Regions from separate parts of the Homo sapiens genome. Here regions 1, 2, 3 and 5 are each linked to region 4. Evidence: chromatin contacts called from ENCODE Hi-C or POLR2A ChIA-PET data. All regions are on one chromosome and are shown on one strand. The core of a region is the stretch at or near the end of the contact, and the rest is flanking DNA. Distances in the headings are between cores, read along the strand shown.

What was found. A loop is a pair of places that touch in the nucleus more often than their neighbours do. ChIA-PET counts read pairs that join two places held with the same protein, here RNA polymerase II (POLR2A). Pooled maps may share reads with other maps.
Region 1: a loop to region 4 is called in a map of naive thymus-derived CD4-positive, alpha-beta T cell, with 21 times the contacts of the local background. The contact joins the promoter of RFXANK here to the promoter of ELL in region 4. A Hi-C loop is called at or near these places in 2 of 168 maps with a recorded cell type or tissue (both naive thymus-derived CD4-positive, alpha-beta T cell), 3 of 37 single-sample maps with no recorded cell type and 12 of 50 pooled maps. POLR2A ChIA-PET finds 5 or more read pairs at or near these places in 1 of 52 experiments (activated naive CD4-positive, alpha-beta T cell).
Region 2: a loop to region 4 is called in a map of naive thymus-derived CD4-positive, alpha-beta T cell, with 6 times the contacts of the local background. The contact joins the promoter of TMEM161A here to the promoter of ELL in region 4. A Hi-C loop is called at or near these places in 2 of 168 maps with a recorded cell type or tissue (both naive thymus-derived CD4-positive, alpha-beta T cell), 1 of 37 single-sample maps with no recorded cell type and 11 of 50 pooled maps. POLR2A ChIA-PET finds 5 or more read pairs at or near these places in 1 of 52 experiments (WTC11).
Region 3: a loop to region 4 is called in a map with no recorded cell type, with 17 times the contacts of the local background. The contact joins the promoter of GATAD2A here to the promoter of ELL in region 4. A Hi-C loop is called at or near these places in 2 of 37 single-sample maps with no recorded cell type and 8 of 50 pooled maps.
Region 5: a pooled map shows a loop between it and region 4 (5-fold over the local background). The contact joins the enhancer-like site here to the promoter of ELL in region 4. A Hi-C loop is called at or near these places in 1 of 168 maps with a recorded cell type or tissue (OCI-LY7) and 3 of 50 pooled maps. POLR2A ChIA-PET finds 5 or more read pairs at or near these places in 2 of 52 experiments (both WTC11).

What each region holds. Positions count from the first base shown.
Region 1 is chr19:19,190,676-19,195,008 of GRCh38, reverse strand. RFXANK (regulatory factor X associated ankyrin containing protein) reads right to left here and starts at 2,751. Exons shown (of 10, transcript NM_003721.4): 1 at 2,455-2,751; 2 at 1,909-2,049; 3 at 876-1,070. The coding sequence starts at 1,062. It overlaps BORCS8-MEF2B (BORCS8-MEF2B readthrough), which reads left to right and starts at 2,857. Exons shown (of 12, transcript NR_027308.2): 1 at 2,857-2,928. BORCS8 (BLOC-1 related complex subunit 8) reads left to right here and starts at 2,857. Exons shown (of 6, transcript NM_001145784.2): 1 at 2,857-2,928. The coding sequence starts at 2,892. RefSeq lists an enhancer at 1,885-1,974.
Region 2 is chr19:19,136,734-19,140,739 of GRCh38, reverse strand. It overlaps TMEM161A (transmembrane protein 161A), which reads left to right and starts at 2,262. Exons shown (of 12, transcript NM_017814.3): 1 at 2,262-2,314. The coding sequence starts at 2,312. RefSeq lists enhancers at 1,855-2,044, 2,325-2,534, 2,019-2,880 and a silencer at 2,185-2,264.
Region 3 is chr19:19,404,019-19,407,771 of GRCh38, reverse strand. It overlaps GATAD2A (GATA zinc finger domain containing 2A), which reads right to left and starts at 2,097. Exons shown (of 12, transcript NM_001384528.1): 1 at 1,753-2,097. RefSeq lists silencers at 1,226-1,305, 1,866-2,415 and enhancers at 1,126-2,032, 2,536-2,595, 2,033-2,941.
Region 4 is chr19:18,520,072-18,523,892 of GRCh38, reverse strand. ELL (elongation factor for RNA polymerase II) reads left to right here and starts at 1,823. Exons shown (of 12, transcript NM_006532.4): 1 at 1,823-1,972. The coding sequence starts at 1,838. RefSeq lists enhancers at 1,330-1,659, 1,803-2,318, 2,319-2,834 and silencers at 2,050-2,359, 3,090-3,139.
Region 5 is chr19:19,153,314-19,157,603 of GRCh38, reverse strand. The region is part of intron 5 of BORCS8-MEF2B (BORCS8-MEF2B readthrough); the gene reads left to right. The region is part of intron 1 of MEF2B (myocyte enhancer factor 2B); the gene reads left to right. Among named protein-coding and RNA genes, the nearest start is that of MEF2B, 15 kb to the left of the region's middle. RefSeq lists an enhancer at 1,544-1,723 and a silencer at 1,944-2,013. Within about 2 kb of position 1,988, at least 2 of the 41 ENCODE cell types and tissues checked have a DNase peak (open chromatin) inside an H3K27ac peak, as active enhancers do; they include OCI-LY7, where a contact is called at or near this core.

The sequences.
Region 1 (4,333 bases), core at 1,502-4,001, 670 kb before region 4:
AGTCAGCTATAGGAAGAAGTGTAGGAAGAGCATTCCAGACAGGAGTGGCAGCAACAAAGGTCGTGGGAGGGAACTAAATTAGGCATATTCTTGGACTCCAATCAAAAATAAATCCTCAGTTCCTCAGTAAGTAAAACAGGATGACCATCTGACCCAGTAATTTCACTCCTAGCTATCTACCCTCAAAGAGTTAAAAACAGGTGTGAAGGGCCGGGCACTGTGGCTCACACCTGTAATCCCAGCACTTTCGGAAGTGGAGGCCTGCAGATCACTTGAGCCCAGGAGGTGGAGACCAGCCTCCCAAAAAAAAAAAAAAAATTAGCCAGGTGTGGTTGCATGCCTATAGTCCCAGCTCCTAGGGAGGCTGAGTGATGGCTTCAGCCCAGGAAGTTGAGGCTGCAGTGAACTATGATTGCATCACTGCACTCCAGCCTTAGTAACAGAGCGAGACCCTGTATCAAAAAACAAAAACAGGCCGGGCACAGTGGCTCATGCCTGTAATCCCAGCACTTTGGGAGGCCGAGGTGGGCGGATCACCTGAGGTCAGGAGTTCAAGACCAGCCTGGCCAACATGGTGAAACCCCGTCTCTACTAAAAATACCCAAAAAATTAGCTGGGCGTAGTGGCGGAAGCCTGTAATCCCAGCTACTCAGGAGGCTGAGACAGGAGAATCAGTTGAACCCAGGAGGCAGAGGTTGCAGTGAGCTGAGATCACGCCATTGCACTCCAGCATGGGCAACAAGAGCAAAACTCCATCTCAAAAAACAACAAAACAAAACAAAACAAAAACGAAAGCAAGACACAGGTTCCATGTGAGGCCTGACATTCCATCATCATGGAATCCCAGAGGGCTAATCCCAGAGGAGGTATCCTACCCTGTGGAGAGGAAACACTGGCATCCGGTTCAGGATTCACAGGCTCAGGGGTGCAGGGAAAGAGACTGAGGACCACAGTGTCTGAGCCATCTGCAGCCTCCTCTCCGGGGTCTTCAGGGTCCCCAAGTTCTGAGGCAGGGGTCTGCTGGGTCTGGATGAGGTCTTCTGCAGGCTGGGTAAGCTCCATGGGGAAAGCTGGCGGAGGTGTCAGAAGGGGAGAGATGACAATAATTATCAACAGTTATAATAAAGTAGGCACCGACTGCATACCTAGCCTTGCACTGTGAGGGTGGGTAAACTGAGGTCCAGGTTAATTACCAGAGCCAGGGAAATGAAAACCAGAGTCCAACTGCTTTCGAGGTCTACCATTCCCCACCACCAAAGCACCTACAATGTGCAATGTTTAAGAGCCTGGGCTCTGGCAGGGCACAGTGGCTCACGGCTGTAATCCCAGCACTTTGGGAGGCCGAGGAGGGTGGATCATGAGGTCAGGAGTTCGAGACCAGGCTGGCCACCATGGTGAAACCCCATCTGTACTAAAAATACAAAAATTAGCCAAGCGCGGTGGCGGGCGCCTGTGATCCCAGCTACTCGGGAGGCTGAGGCAGAATTGCTTGAACTCGGGAGGTGGAGGTTGCGGTGAGCAGAGATCGCACCACTGCACTGTAGCTGGGGCGACAGAGCAAGACTCTGTCTCAAAAAAAAAAAAAAAAAAAAAAAAGAAAGGAAAAAAAAGCCGGGGCTCTGGGGTCAGCTGTCTGGGTTCGAATCCCTCAATTTATAGGCCGTGAGAACTTGGGCACGTGACTTAACCTTTGAGCCTCAGTTTCCTCCACGACAAAATGTGGAAATGAGACCTACAACGAATTATGTCTGTACATAGCTTATCGGGGGATCTGCTAAGCGTGGAGCTCAATAAATATTCGCTATGGTTGTTGGGAGGGGCTCCCCATAATGAGTGACGGCTCAACAAAGGTGCGATTGGTCCCAGTCCCACCCGAGCCTCCTAAATCGATCCAGGAGGTCCACTCACCTCCCCACGAGCCTCCTCTGTCCCCCCGCGCCGAAAGCCCAGTTCTCTCAAAACTTGGGGGCCCAAGTCACAAACTTTTCTCTTCCAATGGATATAGCAGGAGGCAAACTGGAGACCGGACCCTCAGCGATCTGGCTTCCTCTGCCGGGACAGAAAGCAACTTGATACTCGACCGCTACCCCCACCCCAGAGCTCCCCCACTGCGCTTGCGCACCCCCGCCCCCCAAAAGTGAGGAAGGGCCCGGGCAGTAAGTGCTGCCTCTGGCCCTTTAAGACTTAGGGGAGGGCGTGGGTTCCGCTGGGGTCCTGGGAGGGCAGTTGCGCCTGCGCCTTCTTTTCCCCTCCTCACCGACTCGGAGGGAATGGGCGGGGCCTAAAGGGCTCTGAGAATTTCACTACGCCTGCGCCCGCTCACCTTTACCCTGCCCACAGATTTTTCCAGAGGGAGCCAATTGGCTCCGGCTTCGGGTAGATGGGCGGGGCTATCTCAAGAAGAAGAAGTAGGGGAAGTACGCGGGGCGTCTGGAACTTAAAGGGGCAGCGTACCTTGGCCGTCCCGTTCCACAACAAGGTCCCTTCTGCGGTCTCAAAGGCTTATAAGCAAGGGCGGGGGCAGAGGGCTAAAGAAGGGAGTTTTTGCGGCCCGAGTGGGTAATGCGTGGAGGACTCCCCCAACTCGTCTCTCAAGGAAAAGGGGGTTCAGAAAGGGAGAGAGTTCTTCCCCCTCTCCTGCCTGGGTGTCGCTCCACCAGCCTCCTGGCCGTCGCGCCCCCTCCTCACTGCGCCACCCCCGGGTGTGCCTCCTTCCCTGCGTCTCACACAGCCCCTTTCTTGTCCGCAAAGACTGAGGAGCGGGGAGGGCGGGCCCTCTGACACCGGAACAGGAGCCGTGCGGCGTCCGGTTTCAGCAGGGAAGGCTTAGGCGGGCGTCCCAACCTCCGGGCTTCCGGTGCCGTTTCCCGGTTCGCTCGGCCGCGGTCGCTATGGAGGAGCCGGAGATGCAGCTCAAGGGGAAGAAAGGTGGTGCGGGCCTGCGGGCGGGACAGAGGGGGCCGGTAACTTGTGGAGGGGCGGCCTGACAAAGGCCGGGCGCGGAGGGACCGTGCGAGGAGCAGTGATTGAACTGCCGTCCAATCCCAGCTCTGCCGCTGACTAGTTTTGAAACCTGTAGAAAGGCTCCGTGTCTGCTTTAATTACCGGTCCCCCCAGGATTGTTTCAAGAATTCAGTAGCTGAGGCTGGGAGTGGTGGCTTTGTAATCCCAGCACTTTGGGAGGCCTAGGCGGGAGGATCGCTTGAGCCCGAGACCAGCCTAGGTGACATAGTGAGATCTCGTCTCTAAAAAAATACAAAAATTAGCCGGGCGTGGTGGCGCACGCCTGTGGTCCCAGCTACTTGGGCGGCTAAGGTGGGAGGATTGCTTGAGCCCGGGAGGTCAAGGCTGCACTGCAGTGGGCTACGGTCGTGCCACTGCACCCCCAGCCTGGGTGACAAGTGAGACCCTGTCTAAAAAAAAAAAACTCAACAACCTGATATTTGTAATGCATTGGAAGAATCCCCGGGGCGTAGTAATCGCTGTGCGTCTTGTTTCCTTTTTTTTTTTTTTTTTTGAGACAAGGTATCACACTGTCGCCCAGGCTGGGGTGCGGTGGCGCGATCATGGCTCACTGTAGCCTCGATCTCTCTGGCGCGGGCGATCCTCTTGCCTCAGCTTCTCCAGTAGCTGGGACTACAAGTGCACACCACCACATCAGGCTAATTCTTTAATTTTTTTTTTTTTTGACGGAGTCTCGCTCTGTCACCCAGGCTGGAGTGCCGTGGGGGGATCTCAGCTCACTGCAACCTCAGCCCCCTGAGTAGCTAGGATTACAGGCACACACCCCCATGCCCAGCTAATTTTTTTGTATTTTTAGTAGAGACGGGGTTTCACCTTGTTGCTCAGGCTAGTCTCGAACTCCTGACCTCGAGTGATCCACCCACCTTGGCCTCCCAAAGTGCTGGGATTACAGGTGTGAACCACTGCACCCAGCTAATCCCCTATACTTTAAATCACCCTAGATTACTCACATCTAGAATACATAATACAGGCCTACACATCACTTCATTCACATGGATTCAAAGAAGTGCTTCGTGTAGGGCAGATTGAAGTTTTGCTTTTTGAAACTTTGTGGAATTTTTTTTTTCCTATTTTCCATCCACGGTTGGTTGAATCCACAGATTCGGGAACCATGGATAACGGAGGGCATGAGTATGAGGCATGAGCCACCGTGCCTTGTCTGTTATGCTCACCTTTCTTCTTCTTTTTTTTTATTTGAGACGGAGTTTTGCTCTTGTTGCCAAGGCTGGAGTGCAATGGCGTGATCATGGCTCACGGCAACCTCCGCCTCCCGGGTTCAAGTGTTTCTCCTGCCTCAGCCTCCCGAATA
Region 2 (4,006 bases), core at 1,013-3,512, 620 kb before region 4:
CAAAGTTCTCGGATGACAGGCATGAGCCACTGCACCCAGCCTCTTTTTTTTTCCTCGTCATGTTGCCAGGGCTGGAGTGCTGTGGCATGATCACGACTCACTGCAGCCTCAAATTCCTGGGCTCAAGCAATCTTCCCACCTCAGGCTCCTGAGTAGCTGGGACTTACAGGCTTGAGCCACCACGTTGGGCTAATTTAACTTTTTTTTTAATTTAATTTTTTTTTAGAGATGGGTGTTTTGCTGTGCTGCCCAGGCTGGTCTCAAAATTCTGGGTTCAAGCGATCCTCCAGCCTAAGCCTCCCAAGTAGCTGGGACTACAGGCATACGCCAAGCCACCATGCCTGGCTGGACTCAAGTCTTCAACACTTCCCACCTGGTCCCTTCTGTCCCTTCCCCACTCAGGAGGGGTGAGCCACGGTCCTCATGGCAGTGATCAATGGCTGTGGAGGTCCAGCTGAGCATGCAGCTCCTGCCACCTCCAGCAGCGCCACTGCTACATGCACAGATGATGCAAACTCTTCAGCCAGTTACCCACCCTTCTGTTCTGAGGACCTCCCCGACAATGATCCTGGCCTTCCTTCCACATGGGCTGAAGACCTACCTACTCACTGGCACCCCAACCCCGCACATCCAGACCAGGGCCAGGGACTGAGCAAGAGGAAAAGGGTCAAGGTAGCGGGTACCCTGGGGGAAACTGAGGCATGGCCAGAGAGAAAGAGCCTTCCCAGCCTTTGGATCTCACCCTCACGGTGGACAAGAAGTCAGGCCAGTCCCTGATGTTAGTGCCCACAGGCTAAGCACCCAGTGTGAGGTCCATAAAACTATGGGCCGCTTTCTAAGGCTGGGAGCCCCCAGGGCCACAAGTGAGACTGGTTTGACTTCTCCATCCCAGGGAGACTGCGCTTTTGCCCTCCACCACGAGGTGGCGTGCGATAGTGCGCTTAGGATTCAGCACTTGCCAGCCGAAAGTTAAAAAAATAAAATATAAACCAGGCCCGGTGGCTCACGCCTGTAATCTCAGCACTCTGGGAGGCCGACGTGGGCGGATCACCTCAAGTCGGGAGTTCAAGACCAACCTGATCAACATGGAGAAACCTCATCTCTACTAAAAATGCAAAATTAGCCAGTCGTGGTGGTGCATGCCTGTAATCCCAGCTACTCGGGAGGCTGAGGCAGGAGACTCACTTGAACCCAAGAGGCGGAAGTTGCGGTGAGCCAAGATCACACCATTTCACTCCAGCCTGGGCAACAAGAGCGAAACTCCGTCTCAAGAAAAAAAAAAATTAATACACAAATACATAATAAAATGTAAAAACGAAAAGGTAATTACTCAGGCCCCACACACAGGAACCCACCCCCATAAAGATGCTCAGACACTCAGTCATACCCAATATATGTCTACACTCAGGCAGACACACTCATCCACAGAAAGACAAATGGCAAAACCGGGGCACAAACACCAGAAGCCCTTTCCTCCTAGCGGTGAAATAAAGAACATCAGATCCCTGAAGCTGACATTTGGTCCTTGATCCAGCCACGCCTGAAGCTGACACTATGGCTAGTATTTTCTGTCACATGAGCCAAAAATTTTCCTTTTTTGCTTGAACCCATGTTAGTTGATATTTTGTGGAGCACAGCCAGAGTCCTAGCTGATAGAGATGAATAAGGCACTTGCCAGGTGAAAAAGATTGAGGCATTCTTTTTTGCTTTTGTTTTGTTTTTATTTTAAGATTGAGGCATTCTTGAAGGCATTGCAAGATGTAGGATATTTACAAAGGCCTGGAGGTATGAGACAGCATGGTGGGTGCAAGTTGTACTATAGGGTGCACAATAGTGCTAGCAGCAGATTTAAGTCAGGCAGAAGGGTCTGAATTCAGTCTGAGTACTTAGCCTACTTAGTACTTAGGAGTACTAAGTACTTCGTCTACTAAGTGGGAGCCATTGAATGTTCTTGATGGGGGGAGGGAATTCTACTCTCAGAAATGTCCCTTAGGTGGGAATAAATGCTTTCGCTGCAAACCTTTGAGATAAGTGTAGGAAAGAGAAAACTAAGCCTTAAGAGAGGTCGGCCACGCAGGCCTCCCAGACACAATCTTCACTTTGATCGATCCGAACCAGCGTATCTGAACTACAATTTCCGGCATGCAACGCGAGCGGCCTCCTCGTCCCTGGTGATTTGCCGGCTCAAGACACACTGATTGGTCGGACGGGATGCTCGTCAGACCAGAGTCGGGCTCTAATTGGTCGAGTTTCCGCAGAGTGCCCGGAGCCCTAGGCCGGTGGGTGAGTGCACCGCGTTCTCGCACGCGTCATGGTGAGCGAGCGTCCCGCGAAGTGGGGGGTTCTGCAGGGCCGAGGTCCAGCCGAAGGGGTCCAGGGAGACACTGAGGGAATGGATTGGGGTTTCTTCTTGGGGATTGGAGGCTCTGAGGGATTCGGGGGCACGCTGAAGGCCGTGTGTCCCTCTCTGGGAGCCCTGCTCTCGCTACAGGACCTCCGAGGGAGTCGGCGGGAGTTGTACCCAGGGGGACTAGAAGCCCCTAAGCGTTCTGGGGATTCTGCCCTCGAGACCTTTTAGGGGTCTGGGATCCTTTTGAGGGGTCGTGGTCCCACAGAGGGGACTGGGGACCCCAGCACATTTGGAACCTGGTTAAGGCGGTGTGGGGTCCTGTTGGGGGTCCACTCTGGGGACGGGGGTCCTGCAGGAGCGTGGGGGCCGCGCCGACAGGATCCATCGGGGGTCCCTGCTATATCGGGGTGTGTGGAACGGGCAGGGGAGGCCGTGGGAGGTGGACTCAGGAGGTCTGGTTGGCCTCAGGGCGGGCAAGGTTCTCAGAGTGGGAGACAGGAAAGTTGGAACCTTCAGGTCTCACGCGGCTCTGGGTCCAACCTATTGAGTGTGTTCTTAAAACTTAGCCCAGCCCCTGGGGGTCAGGCTGGTGCAGGGAGATGGGGGACTCCCACAACCCTGACGGGACCGGCCTGGGCAGAGAGAGGGACGTGGAACTGGAGGGTCTCTGCCTGGGACCATCCCCGAGGAGGGGCGCTGGAGATGGCCCTGAAGGAAGGGCACTGATGGCCGGAATTATTGAAAGTGGGGCGTCGTCCCAGGCGGAGGTGCAGGACGCCGTAGGAGATGAAGGCACAGGCTCCCGGGAATGAGGAGGGAGGCTGCATTGATTTTATCAGGGTTCTTGAGTTCGAGAATCGTAAATCCAGTGAAGGGAAAAGAAGGAGCTGATGGAAGACTCCAGAAAATTCTTGCAGATGTCTGCAGAGCCCTGACCCTGAGACAGGAGGCTGGGTGGAGGGCAGGGCCATCAGAACATCCCTGGACAGACCTCTGGGAGCCTTAGGTGGAGAGATGCACCCCTCCACCACCTTTTCCCTTGGGGGGTTTTGGGGGGTGGTGGGGTCATTGATGAAGAGCCCAAAGGTCCAGGAAGACCTCTGAGACTCCAGTGGTTGGGTGCAGGGAGGGCTGAGGAGAGAGCTGAGCTGTGGGGAGGTGGAGGGATGGTCTCTAGCTATGCCTGCAGGGTGCAGAACCAAGTTGGGGGCTGACTGTGAGACTGGGAAGGGCCTGAACCACCTGGAAGGGTATGGGATGATGGGTGAGTGCTAGGGTCTCCCAGGAGAGCCTGGAGGAGGCTACTGGTTGAGCTCAGCAGAGAGGTCTGGGCTGGAGGTGTCACCGTGCTGAGGTTTTGATGGGCTGGCTGATTGGGTGGTTAAAACCCTGGCAGGTCACAGGAGAGAGGTCGGAGAGAGAGGAGAAAAACAGACTGGGGGGTGGGAGGGCAGGGTCCTAGGGGAAGGGTGGGGCTTCAACAGCCCTGACCCACTGGCTTGCAGGGGCCCATGGGCTGGCACTCATGGTCCCTAAGTGCCAGCCAGCCAGTCTGCACTAGGGTCCCGGGGAGGGCGAGCAATGAGGACTTAGAGATGAGAAAGATGCCGCCACCAACCTCATTACTGAAAAAAGATTTCTGGTCTCAGTTTACAA
Region 3 (3,753 bases), core at 848-3,347, 880 kb before region 4:
GCGAATGCAAAGTAGCAACTAACTCTGTAGTTCAGTTCCTTAAAATCCAGCTGGTAACGCTGCTCCACTAGAACAAAGCAGGGCTAGCATGGTGTCCCCATGTCACCAGATTATCCCCTACATCCGCAAACAGAGGTGCCCTGGATCCTGGACAAGAAAATGGCCTTGTATTTTAGAAGCGCCAGGGAAATGCTCACTAGGGTTCGCAAACTGCAGCATTTGTGGGCTCTAGAGCACCAAGTACGGGCTGCCTGGCTCTGCCTCACTACTAAGAGGCCTTGAGCAAGCCGCCTGGCCTCCAGCAGCCCCAATTTCCTGACCTGTAAAGCGCAGATAATACTTCCCTACTCCCCACGGGATTGTTATAGGCACTGAATATGTCTGTGCAGGGGAGCTTAGCACACAGTAGGCACTCAAACCCGAGGGCTAGTATGAGCTATCAGCCCTCCACAGCTTGTGGTCAGGTCTGACAAACTACTGCTTAGCATATGTTAACAAACTGGTGCCAACAAACATTATTTCATGTAATCTAGTTTAAAAGAAAACTTGTAACGACTACCAGAAGAGTTAAGTCAGTCAACAGGACTACAGTCCAAGACTGAGACACCCGCACAGAGGGCTCTCAGTTTCTGTGCTGCCACAGCCAGGAGGTGTCACTGTGTGAATGGGCACACAGAACCAGAGATGTAACCAGCACTATGTACTCCAAGAAAACTGAAAGAAGTAAACTGGTAGGAAGAAAGAAAATTAAAGGCTCAAGTGACTCACTCGGACTTTGATCTAAAGAATCCACAGCTCTTAAGATAAGGATGAACTATACACCTAAAGACGTTAAGTCAGACCTACAAAATTTTGCCCTGTGCAAAATTCTCAGGGCAGAAACACGCACCTAAGGGTTGTCATTCACTTCCTAAGGGAGGGGTCACCATTCATTTCTGGGTCCCAGTGTGCGCACAATCCAAGTGTCCGTCAGGCTCTCAGCCTGGGCCCTGCCCATAAGCCTTTCCTTGTTGAAGTGATCAATTCCGATTCTTGGCAATAATCCCTTTAAAAGGCCAGCTGCTGCTGTCTAGTCACTGATGCCGACCCACTCTAGGTGGGAAAAAAGAAATCAATGGAGCCACCGCCTAGATGGGGAGGCAAATTTAAAGTGTCGGGCCTTGAGAAAGGCCGGAGATCAGAGAGGGGAAAGGGTCCCGCGGCTCCCGGGGGTTAGGCAGGAAGGGCGCGAGCTGGGGGAGGGCCGGCCCTCCAGGCGTGGGCGCGCGGGGACTCTTATTCTGACACGGGATCCGCCGCCGCCGCCGCCGCCGCCGCCGCGGGGTTCAGCGTTGCTGCCCAACCCGCCCCGGACCCCCGCCCCTGAGCGGGACCCCCGCCCCGCGCGCCCACGTGCCGTCTTCCCGCCGCCTCCACCCGTCCCGACCACTCGGAAGAGGCGCCTCGCGGCCCAGCCCTTCCCCCGACCCCGCAGGAAGCGCAGGACGGAAGCGGGGCGACGCCGCGACTTTCCGGGACCCCCGCCCGGCCCCCACGTGCCCGGGCCGCCTCGGGGCAAGGAACTTTCCAGGGCAGCGCAAGAAGACGCTCCCAGAATACAAGGAGTAGAACTCGCTCGCTCTCACTTTTCCACGCTCATGCAGGGGTCCTTCAGAGCCCCCCGAGGCCCCGACCCTGCGCGGCCCGCGCCGCTCCAGTCTCAGCCGTGCGTCCCCAGCCCCCGCCCCCCGCCAAGTTTGGTCCAGAACTTACCGGGCCGCGGGTCGGCCGGGCCCTAGGGCAGCGCGCAGGTTACGGGGGCTGCTGGTCCGGGGTCGCCCGCGGGGCCGGGCGGCGGAGGGGCCGGGGACGCCGGGCCGCGCGCGCTCGTTCCGCCTGTGGGGCCGCCCGGGCCCGCGGCGCTCGCTGCGCCGGTCCGCCCGCCCGCCCGCGCCGCCGGCCAGATAATGCGCCCCTCGGCCGCACACATGGAGCCCGGCGCCGGCGTCACCGCCCGGGACATGCGCACCAGGTCAGCGCGCCCGGCCCGCGGCCCCCAAAACACCGGGGAGCTCTTAAAGGCGACGCCGCCCGCCCGCGCCCGGCTGGGCGGGGCGTGGCGACCGAGGGGCGGGGCCTGACGAGAAGGGAGGAGCTCGTGGGCGGGGTTCCAGGCGTAGAAGGCGGGCCCCTGAGTTGAGGGGGCGGGGCCGGACGGTACCGCCCCGGAAGCACCGCCCCTCTCCGGCGCGCTCCCACGCGACACCTCGTTGGGCGCGCTGGTTTCCCACGCGGGCTCCGGCTGGCTCCCTCCCCGCCGAGTCCCAGCGCCCTCCGCAGGCCGAAGGGTCGTGGCCAACTCACCGGCGGCAAAGCCGGGCGGGCCGCACCCAAGGCTGACTCACGACGCGCTCACTGCTGACCTCGCGCCAGCTGAGCTGGGCGACCTCAAGCAACTCAGGGTTGCCTCTGAAACGCGGGTTAGAATGTCACCCCCGCGGGGTCGTCACGCGGAAGCTCTTCTCTGGGAACTTCGGCCCCGGTGTCTGTGGGGAGGGCGGGGTGTGGATCGGCTGAACGATCACTTCTCCAGTGCAGTGAACAGAATTCTACAAAGAAAGCTCCAGACCCACCCACCTCAAGACACTTGGGGACGACTGCTCTCCCTCTCCAGTTACCTCCCAATCTGCCCTCGTGCCTCAGGGAGAAGGTGAAAACCCCTCAAGAAAGCAAATCTGCACCCCTCCCTCTCCAGTAACAAGGAGGAAACACAGGAGACAGAATGAAAGCCTGAAAGAGAATGGACTTTGGAGATGTTAAACTACATAAAGCGAAATACAATTTCAATAGGGAAAATATCAAGTTCATGGAAAATCTACCACAAGAAGGCTCTCAATACCAAAATCAGGTTCTGAGGAATCCCCAAAACCGCCTCTTTTCATGTTGTTTTAAAACAAACGATTCCTGATGAGACACCTAGACTCCTGAAGAGTGGTGGTGACATGCTTTATCGCATACCCTAATAAATCTATATGTACAACTGAAACAAAAGTTTCACCAAACATAAATTTACCACATGCAACGTACTGTTTTCTTTTTTCTTTTTTTTGGAGACAGAGTCTTGCTCTGTCGCCAGGCTGGAGTGGTGCAGTGGCGCTATCTCGGCTCACTGCAACCTCCACTTCCCAGGTTCACGGATTCCCCTGCCTCAGCCTCCCCAGTAGCTGGGATTACAGGCGCGTTCCATCACACCCGGCAATTTTTTTTTTGTATTTTAGTAGAGACGGGGTTTCACCATCTTGGCCAGGATGGTCTCCATCTCCTGATGTCGTGATCTGTTCGCATCGGCCTCCCAAAATGCTGGGATTACAGGCATAAGCCACTGCACCCAGCCTGTACTGTTATTTCTATTCTACTTCATTTGAAAAGAAAATCAATGTAACGCCCAAGAATAATTGGGTCTCAACCGCAAACCTGAAAAACACTTCATGTAGAACAAATTTTACAAAATTGTTTTTCTAAAAAAAAAAAAAATTGTTTTTCTGCTGTATGTCCCCTTAAACAGAGTTCAAAAAAGCTCCTAATTCTGTGTTGAGTTCTACATACAATTGTCAACTTTTTGTAGTTTATTCCACCCCGCCACCTCACACCTCCCCAAACACACCGCCCTGCCCCCCAAAATCTTCCCACTACTTAATGCAACATCTGGCACAACCTCCCCTAGGCCAAAAGAGAATTCAACCTAAAAATGATACAAAATACAAACTGTTGACT
Region 4 (3,821 bases), core at 574-3,073:
AATACAAAAATTAGCTGGGCGTGGTGGTGGGCATCTGTAATCCCAGCTACTCGGGAGGCTGAGGCAGGAGAATCGCTTGAACCTGGGAGGCGGAGGTTGCAACGAGCTGAGATGGCACCGTTGCACTCCAGGTTGGGCAACAAGAGTGAAACTCTGTCTCAAAGAAAAAGAAAAAAAAATCTCGGAAATTAGATAGTGGTGACAGCTACACAGCATTGGGAATATATTTTATATGTAAAATGTGACTCAATGAAGTTGCTTTTTAGAAAATGGAAGGCTGGCCGGGCACAGTGGCTCATGCTTGTAATCCCAGCACTTTGGGAGGCCGAGGTGGGTGCATCACTTGAGGTCAGGAGTTCCAGACCAGCCTGACTAACATGGTGAAATCCCGTCTCTACTAAAAATACAAAAAATTAGCTGGGCGTTGTGATGGGCGCCTGCAGTCCCAGCTACTACTCGGGAGGCTGAGGCAGGAGAATTGCTTGAATCCAGGAGGCGGTGGTTGCAGTGAGCCGAGATCACACCACTGCACTCCAGCCTGGGCAAGGAAATCGAAACTCTGTCTAAAAACAAACAAACAAACAAAAACTGGGGGAGGTGGCTCACGCCTGTAATCCTAGCACTTTGGGAGGGCGAGGCGCGCGGATCACCTGAGGTCAGGAGTTCAAGACCAGCCTGGTCAACATGGTGAAACCCCATCTCTACTAAAATACAAAAATTAGCTGGGCATGATGGCGGGCGCCTGTAATCCCAGCTACTCGAGAGGCTGAGACAGGAGAATCGCTTGAATTCAGGAGACGATGGTTGCATTGAGCCGAGATAGCGCCACTGTTCTCCAGTCTGGGCTGATGAGCAAGACTCCGTCTCAAAAAAAAAAAAAAAGAAAAGAAAAGAAAATGGAAGTCTGGGCTTGGTGGCTCACTCCTGTAATCCTAGCATTTCAGCAGACCCAGACAAGGAGGATCAGTTTGAGTTCAGGAGGTCGAGGGTGCAGTGAGCCATGATGGCGCCATTGCACTCCAGCCTGGGCAACACAGCAAGACCCCTCAAAAAAAAATTAAAATAGGAAAATGAAGCTGGACTGCACCATCGCTCAGGGACTGTGGGGATGTAGGATTTTATCCTATTAAAAGTACTCATCTCATAAGAAAAAGTTTACCAGCTCCTCTTCCACCTACCGGTCCAGCACCTTCCCTGGGTGGAAGTCCCATCCACCCCGCCTAAGGGATGCCTTATGTGTCCAACCCAGCGTCCAACGCGCGCGCTCCGTTTACATAGCCACGCCCACCCTCCCGGCCCGCGGCGGGGCCTACCCACCCACGTGTTTCGAGCCGGCTCCGCCCCTCCACGCCCTCTCTGCGGCTTTCCACAGAAGCCAAAGACGGAAGACTGTAGAGATCTCATAAATAATGCATCACGTCAGCGGCTGTAGGGGCGGGGCTTTGACGCGCCTGGCTGGCTGAGTCAGGGTTATGTATAATACTATGGAGGCGGGGCCTGGAGGGGTGCGCGTGTTGAGGCGGAGTTCGTTCACGGAAGTGGCCACCCCTAGGGCCTGAAGAGGCGGGGCCATAAGTGCCTTATGAATATGCAACAACTTGGGGCGTTGACTGTGGGCCTTGTGGGGCCCTCATGGGGCGTGGCCAGGCGCGTCTCCTGAATAATGTAGTGCGCTGCCTGCCGGTGTGGCGGCGACTGTTGGTTTGGTCGGACTCGGGGGGCGTGGCCAGCCGCGTCTCATGAATAATGCAGCGCGTCAGCGGGCGGCGGGGCGGGGCGTGGCCGGCGTGGCGGCGCTGGAGCCGGGAAGGGGGCGCGGGGGAGAGATGGTCGCAAGATGGCGGCGCTGAAGGAGGATAGGAGCTACGGGCTGTCGTGCGGGCGGGTTAGCGACGGCAGCAAGGTGTCGGTGTTCCACGTGAAGCTCACCGACAGTGCCCTGAGGGCCTTCGAGAGCTACCGCGCCAGACAGGTGAGTGGCATGGCGCCCGGCGCGCCAGTGGGGAACGTCCGGACGCGGGCCGGCCTCGCGCTCCCCTCACTGAGGCGTCCGGGCTCGGAGACGCTAGGTCTGTGGTGCTGCTCGCGGGTCCCTGGGCCGGCGGGGCGCGGAGTGGGCGCCAGTCCGGCCTGGAGCGCTGAGAACCGCGTTCCTTCTCAGCACTAGGAGGCAATACAGGCGGGTGGCCCGGGGCTGCTGAGGGGCCCAGACTCGCGCGCCGGGCCCGGGGGGCGTCGGTGTCGGCACCTGGCGGCGTCCGGGGCCTTTCTGGCCTGCTGGGCACCTGGGCAGGGTCCAGTTTGCGCACCTGGCGGCGGGGCGAGGAGGCGGTGGGCCGCACGGTCCCGGCACCGTGATAGGGGGAAGCTGGGGGCTTTTCCATCTGGGGCCGGGGCAGCGCCGTTGGTGGGGGTGACTGTGTCTGTCCTCCTGGGAAGCAGCGATCGTCTGGGTGCCCGGCAGGGGGTGGTCAGCGAGGCACTTGTGGGGGTCTGTTCTGTCTGGGTGGAAGGCTTTGCAGCTGGGGGCTGGCTTTGACGCGTTCCGATGAAGCCACTCAGGTTGGGCCACTTTGGTTCTTGGGACGGGGAGTTTGGGCAGAAACTGACAGCTTGTCCCAGCTTTCTGCTCCCCTTACCCCCAGGTGACCCTCTCTCTCCGGAGAGAGGTTCCTTGGAGAGTGGAAGTGTTGGGGGCGGCTGTGATGTTATCCTCAGGGCACATGTAGGGGATCCCTGCCACCCAGGAGGAAGCTCTGGCTACCACATCTGGCCGCTGACTCTGGAACTTCTCAGAGGCCGATTTGGGCCCATCTGGGGGAAGTTTGAGGCGTTTCGGTTCTGCCACCTGGCTGGTGGTGGGGAGGGGAGGCTGCTGTGTATGTTCTCTTGGGCCTGACTTTGGGGCGCATCTGGGGCCGTGGTCAGAAACCTGCCTTTTTCATTTCTGTTTGTGTCATGGCCCCCCCTCCCCCCGTCTGTGCTGGGTCAGAAGTTGCAGATGACCAGTGGTCAGGTCCCGAGGGGAAGTGGTTTAGGAACCTTGTAACTCCTTTTCTGGAAATTGGGGGCTTCATTGCCCTAAAGGGAGTGGGGGTGGGTCTAGTCTCGGGCTCAGAGAGCCCTGCTCCCTGCGTGTGTGTGTGTTTGTGTATACTGTTGATGGTGGGGGTGGGGGGGTGCCGCGGGCGGGGGAGGAGGGAGACTAACTAGGAAGGAATGTGGCTTTCTTCCTGCCCCGAACTTGTTCAGCTCCATTAGCTAAGCCGAGAATTTCTTCCCCCTGTTTCGTTTCCACCACTCTCCCGGTGCCCACCCCTTCCGTGCTTCTTCCCATGTCTTTGGGCAATTTCCTCCCTGTCCCGGTGTCGCAGTTTTCCCCTTCATGGAATGAGGATTTCATTTTTTTTTGAAAGAGCAAGTTCGCACCTTGTCAAAAAGACTCCCCAAGATGAGGCTAAGGCGCCCCTGCAGGTGAGGAGGAGACAGTGGCAGCGACAGCAGCTGCTGGCCCATGACCAGCCAGAGCCTCTCTTCCTGGTAGAATTCTGGCCCTGGGTCTTTTTCCCTGAGCGATTCTGACTTGTCCTGCAGGAAGGCAGGCTTTCCTAGAAACAGCTGGGGGAGAGCTCGTGAGTCATATAACTACGATGGACTTGGTACCTGGTCACCACTGTCTTCTGTGCTTTAGGAACCAGGAGCTCCGCCTTCTCTCTGATGCTGCCCTCGCTTGCTTTTCAGTCCAGAAGGTCCGCCTGTGTGTCCACCTCATGCTGTCACACTGCTATTTTTACTTTAGGGTATTGGTTACATCCCCTCTC
Region 5 (4,290 bases), core at 739-3,238, 630 kb before region 4:
AGTGCTGGGATTACAGGCTTGAGCCCCTGCGCCCAGCTGCATCAGTGAGTTTTGATTGTTCTGAAACTTCATGTAAATAAAATCACACAGTGCATCTTCTCGATGGAGTCTGGGATCGTCGAATTGGCCAATGGTCTCTGAGATTCATCCACGTGGTTGTGTGCAGCGAGAGTGCACCCTTTTTCTGTGCTGTGCTATAACTGATCATAGAATCAACAAGAAAGTGTTGACCAGCTCTCCCATTAAGGGCTTCCAGGTTGATTCCAGTTTGAGGCAATGATGTATGAAGCTGTAGAAAACATTCTTGTCTGTGTCCTCAGGTGTAACTTGGACCCATTTCTCTTGCGTGAATATTGAACATCGAGGAGCGGAATTCCTGGGTCACAGGGTAGGCATCTGTTCAGATTTAGTAGATGCCAGAGGATTATCCAAGTGCTTGTCCCTTTTTCCTCTGCCACCAGCAATGCATGAGAGCTGGAAGTGGAAGAGCTTACAAGATCATCATCGCTCACTGTAACCTTGAACTCCTGGGCTCACAGAATCCTCCCGTCTCAGGCTCCCACATAGCCAGGACTACAGGTGTGTGCCACGGCGTGCAGCTAATTTTTACTTTTTTTGTAGACAGGTTCTTGCTGTGTTGCCCAGGCTGGTCTCCAATTTCTGGCCTCAAGCAATCCTCCCACCTCAGCCTCTCAAGTAGCTGGAAGTATCTGGGAGTAGCCAGGAGTTTGAGACCAGCCTGGGCAACACAGCAAATCGCCATCTCTATAAAAAGTTTTTAAAAATTTGCTGGGTGTGGTGACACATAGCTGTAATCCCAGCTACTCGGGATGCTGAGGCTGGAGGATCACTTGAGCCCAGGAGTTCAAGGCTACAGTGAGCTATAATTGCACCACTGAACTCCAGCCTGGGCGACAGAGGAAGACCCCATCTCAAAAACAAAAAAAGTGACTCGGCTAGATCCCGTCTATTTCAAAGATCTAAGTTCACTGAAATAATGCTGCACTTTCCTGTTCTGTGAGATTTGAGAAAATAGCTGTAAAACCACCTGGGCCTTTAAACATGTTTTTTAGTTATTATTTTAATTTTGAAATTATTATTCTTTTTTAGAGACAGAGTCTCACTCTGTTGCCCTGGCTGGAGTGCAGCAGCTCAAAGCTCACTGCAGCCTTGAACTTTATTGCCTTTAAAAAAAAAATTTTTTTTTTTAGAGATAGGGGTCTCGCTATGTTGCCTAGGTTGGTCTTGAACCGCTAGGCTCAAGCAATCCTCCCACCTCGGCCTCCCAAAGTGCTGGGATTACAAGTGTGAACCATCATGCCCAGCCCACTTTATTACCTTTTTAATGGTAGGTCCTGAGTCACCTTTCTAATCTTCTATGGTTGTTGGTCTACTTAAGCTTTCTACTTCTTCTGAGGTCAGCTTGGCTCAGTGACTTGCACAGGTTGATACTTAATAAACGCTAAGTATGAGGGTGCAATGAAAGGAGTAGGAAGGTACTGGACTCTTAGCTTCAAATTCCCACCTCCCTCCCCTTCTACTCAGGCTCCCATCCAGCCTCTGCGTCTACATCCAACTACATGCCTCCTCCCCCAAGAAGCTCTCCTGGGTTTCTTCTCCTGTTCTTTCTTCTGTGCTCCATTCCTTGGTCAATAGGTCCACCTCTGTGCTTCTGCGCTGGGCAGATGCCACAGCTCTCTGATTTCTGGCTGGACAAAGCAGGGAGGGTATGTGTGTGCGGAAGAGGCCTCCCCAAACCTCAGCTTCCCCCCTCGTGCCTGGCACATTCAGCCTGTGCTGCCACCTCCCCCAGCAGTTCCGATCACACCAACATCTGGAGAATGGGCCACCAGGGTCTGTCTGCGGCTCTGGGCAGGGATTTGCATGTGACTACAAATATACATGCACACTCTGGCCTGCCGCCTCCGCATTCTTTGCCTGGCCCTTCACACCTGGGCCCGAGACAGGTCAATGCTGAGTGGCTGGATTTGCATGTGCATGTATTTCTGGGCAGGGTATCAGCTGGGGCAGTCTGAGAGGAAGTTGTTGAGGGAAGCTGTAGGGTTGTGGAGGGGGTCAGTGACATCTCTGTTGATCTACTCTGCTCACCAAACCTTACTGTCCATTCCTGGCCCTGATCCAGAGGGGCTTTTAGTCTGGAGGAGACAAATCTGGATATATATACCCCCAATGCCATGGAATCTGACCTAGAGGAGGATGGTGACTCTGGGAGACCAGAAGAATGGCAGGGAGGACTTCCTAGAGGAATGGGTTTTTTGAACTGGGTTTTGACGTTTGGATAGGAGTTGGCTTGGTGAAAAAGGGGAAAGGGTCCTTCTAGTCAGAGATATTTATCGAAGAGAGAGAAGTAGGCAAGAGCTGATTTGGGAAGAAGACTTGAATGCCAGGCTAGGTGCTAGAACTTTCTCATAAGGGCAGTGGGGAGCCATGGAGAGTGTATGAGCAGGAGGGGGCCATGCTCAGAGCTGTGTTTGGTTGGGTAGATTCCCTCAGGGGCTAGAGTGGAGGATGGCTTTGGTTCCAATGTCACTGGGGTTCAGGAGAGTGAAACTCCTGCGTGAGTTCATCTGCACCTGTCAGGCCTGCCTCCAGAGTTGGTGTAGGGCCTGCTGGCTTCTGGAGGACTAACGCACCCTGGAGTACAGTGACTTAAAGTGCAAGGCACAGGCCTAGCACAGAGGGGGCCCTACCCCCAGTCTCTGTCAAGACGGACACAGCCCTTGCCTTCTCTCCAGCCGCCCATGATCTCCACCCTGGCCTCCAACAGACCTGCTCCCCATGGAAGCCATGAGCTGAGTCTTAAAATAATAAACCAAGCCCCATCCCTTCTCTGCTTAAAACCTTCTCATAGTGGCTCACGCCTGGAATCCCAGCACTTTGGGAGGCTGAGGCCAGCGGATCCCTTGAGGTCAGGAGTTCAAGATCAGCCTGGCCAACTTGGCAAAACCCTGTCTCTACTAAAAATACAAAAATTAGCCAGGTGTGGTGGTGCACACCTGTAATCTCAGCTACTTGGGAGGCTGAAGCAGGAGAATCGCTTGAACCCGGGAGGTGAAGACTGTGCCACTGCACTCCAGCCTACATGACAGAGCAAGCCTCTGTCTCAAAAAATAAAATAAAAGGCTGGGCGCGGTGGCTCATGCCTGTAATCCCAGCACTTTGGGAGGCCAAGGCGGGCGGATCATGAGGTCAGGAGTTTGAGACCAACCTGACCAATATGGTGAAACACCATCTTTACTAAAACTACAAAAATTAGCTGGGCATGGTGGCACATGCCTGTTGTCCCAACTACTTGGGAGGCTGAGGCAGAAGAATCACTTGAACCTGGGAGGTGGAGGTTGCAGTAAGCCGCGATCACGCCACTGCACTTCAGCCGGGGTGACACAGCAAAACTCCATCTCAAAAATATATATATATTAAAAATAAAAAATAAAATACAATAGGAAATAAAATAAAATATGCTCTCATAGCTCCACATCACTCTTAGACCAAAATCCACAGCCCTCCTCCAGCTCAGAAGGCCCACAGTGGGCCAGGTACAGTGGCTCACACCTGGAATCCCAGCACTTTGGGAGGGTGAGGTAGGAGGATCACTTCCAGCCAGGAGTTTGAGACCAACCTAGACAACATAGTGAGACTCCATCTCTACAAAAAGAAAATAAAAACTAGCAGGGCGTGGTGGCACTCACCTGTAGTCCCAGCTATTCAGGAGGCTGAGGTGGGAGGATTACTGGAGCCTGGGAGGTCAAGGCTGCAATGAGCTGAGATCTCACCACCGCACTCCAGCCTGGGCAACAGAGCAAGACTGTCTCAAAAAAATAAATATGGCCAGGCGTGGTGGCTCACGCCTGTAATCTCAGCACTTTAGGAGGCCAAGGCGGGCAGATCACTTGAGGCCAGGAGTTCAAGACCAGCCTGGCCAACATGGTGAAACCCCGTCTCTACTAAAAATACAAAAATTAGCGAGGTGTGGTGGTGCATGCCCGTAATCGCAGCTACTTGGGAGGCTGAAACGGGAGAATCACTTGAACCCGGGAGGCAGAGGTTGCAGTGAGCCAAGATCATGCCACTGTACTCCAGCCTGGGCGACAGAGTGAGACTCTGTCTCAAAATAATGATAATAATAATAAATTAAATTAAAAGAAGGAAACCCAAAAGAAGGAGTCCTAGAATGGCCCAACCTCTGTGGCCTCATCCCCACCCTCCCGCTGTTTCTTGTCCCTCCTCAGGGCCCTGGCACCTGCTCTTCCTTCTGCCTGGAACTCACTT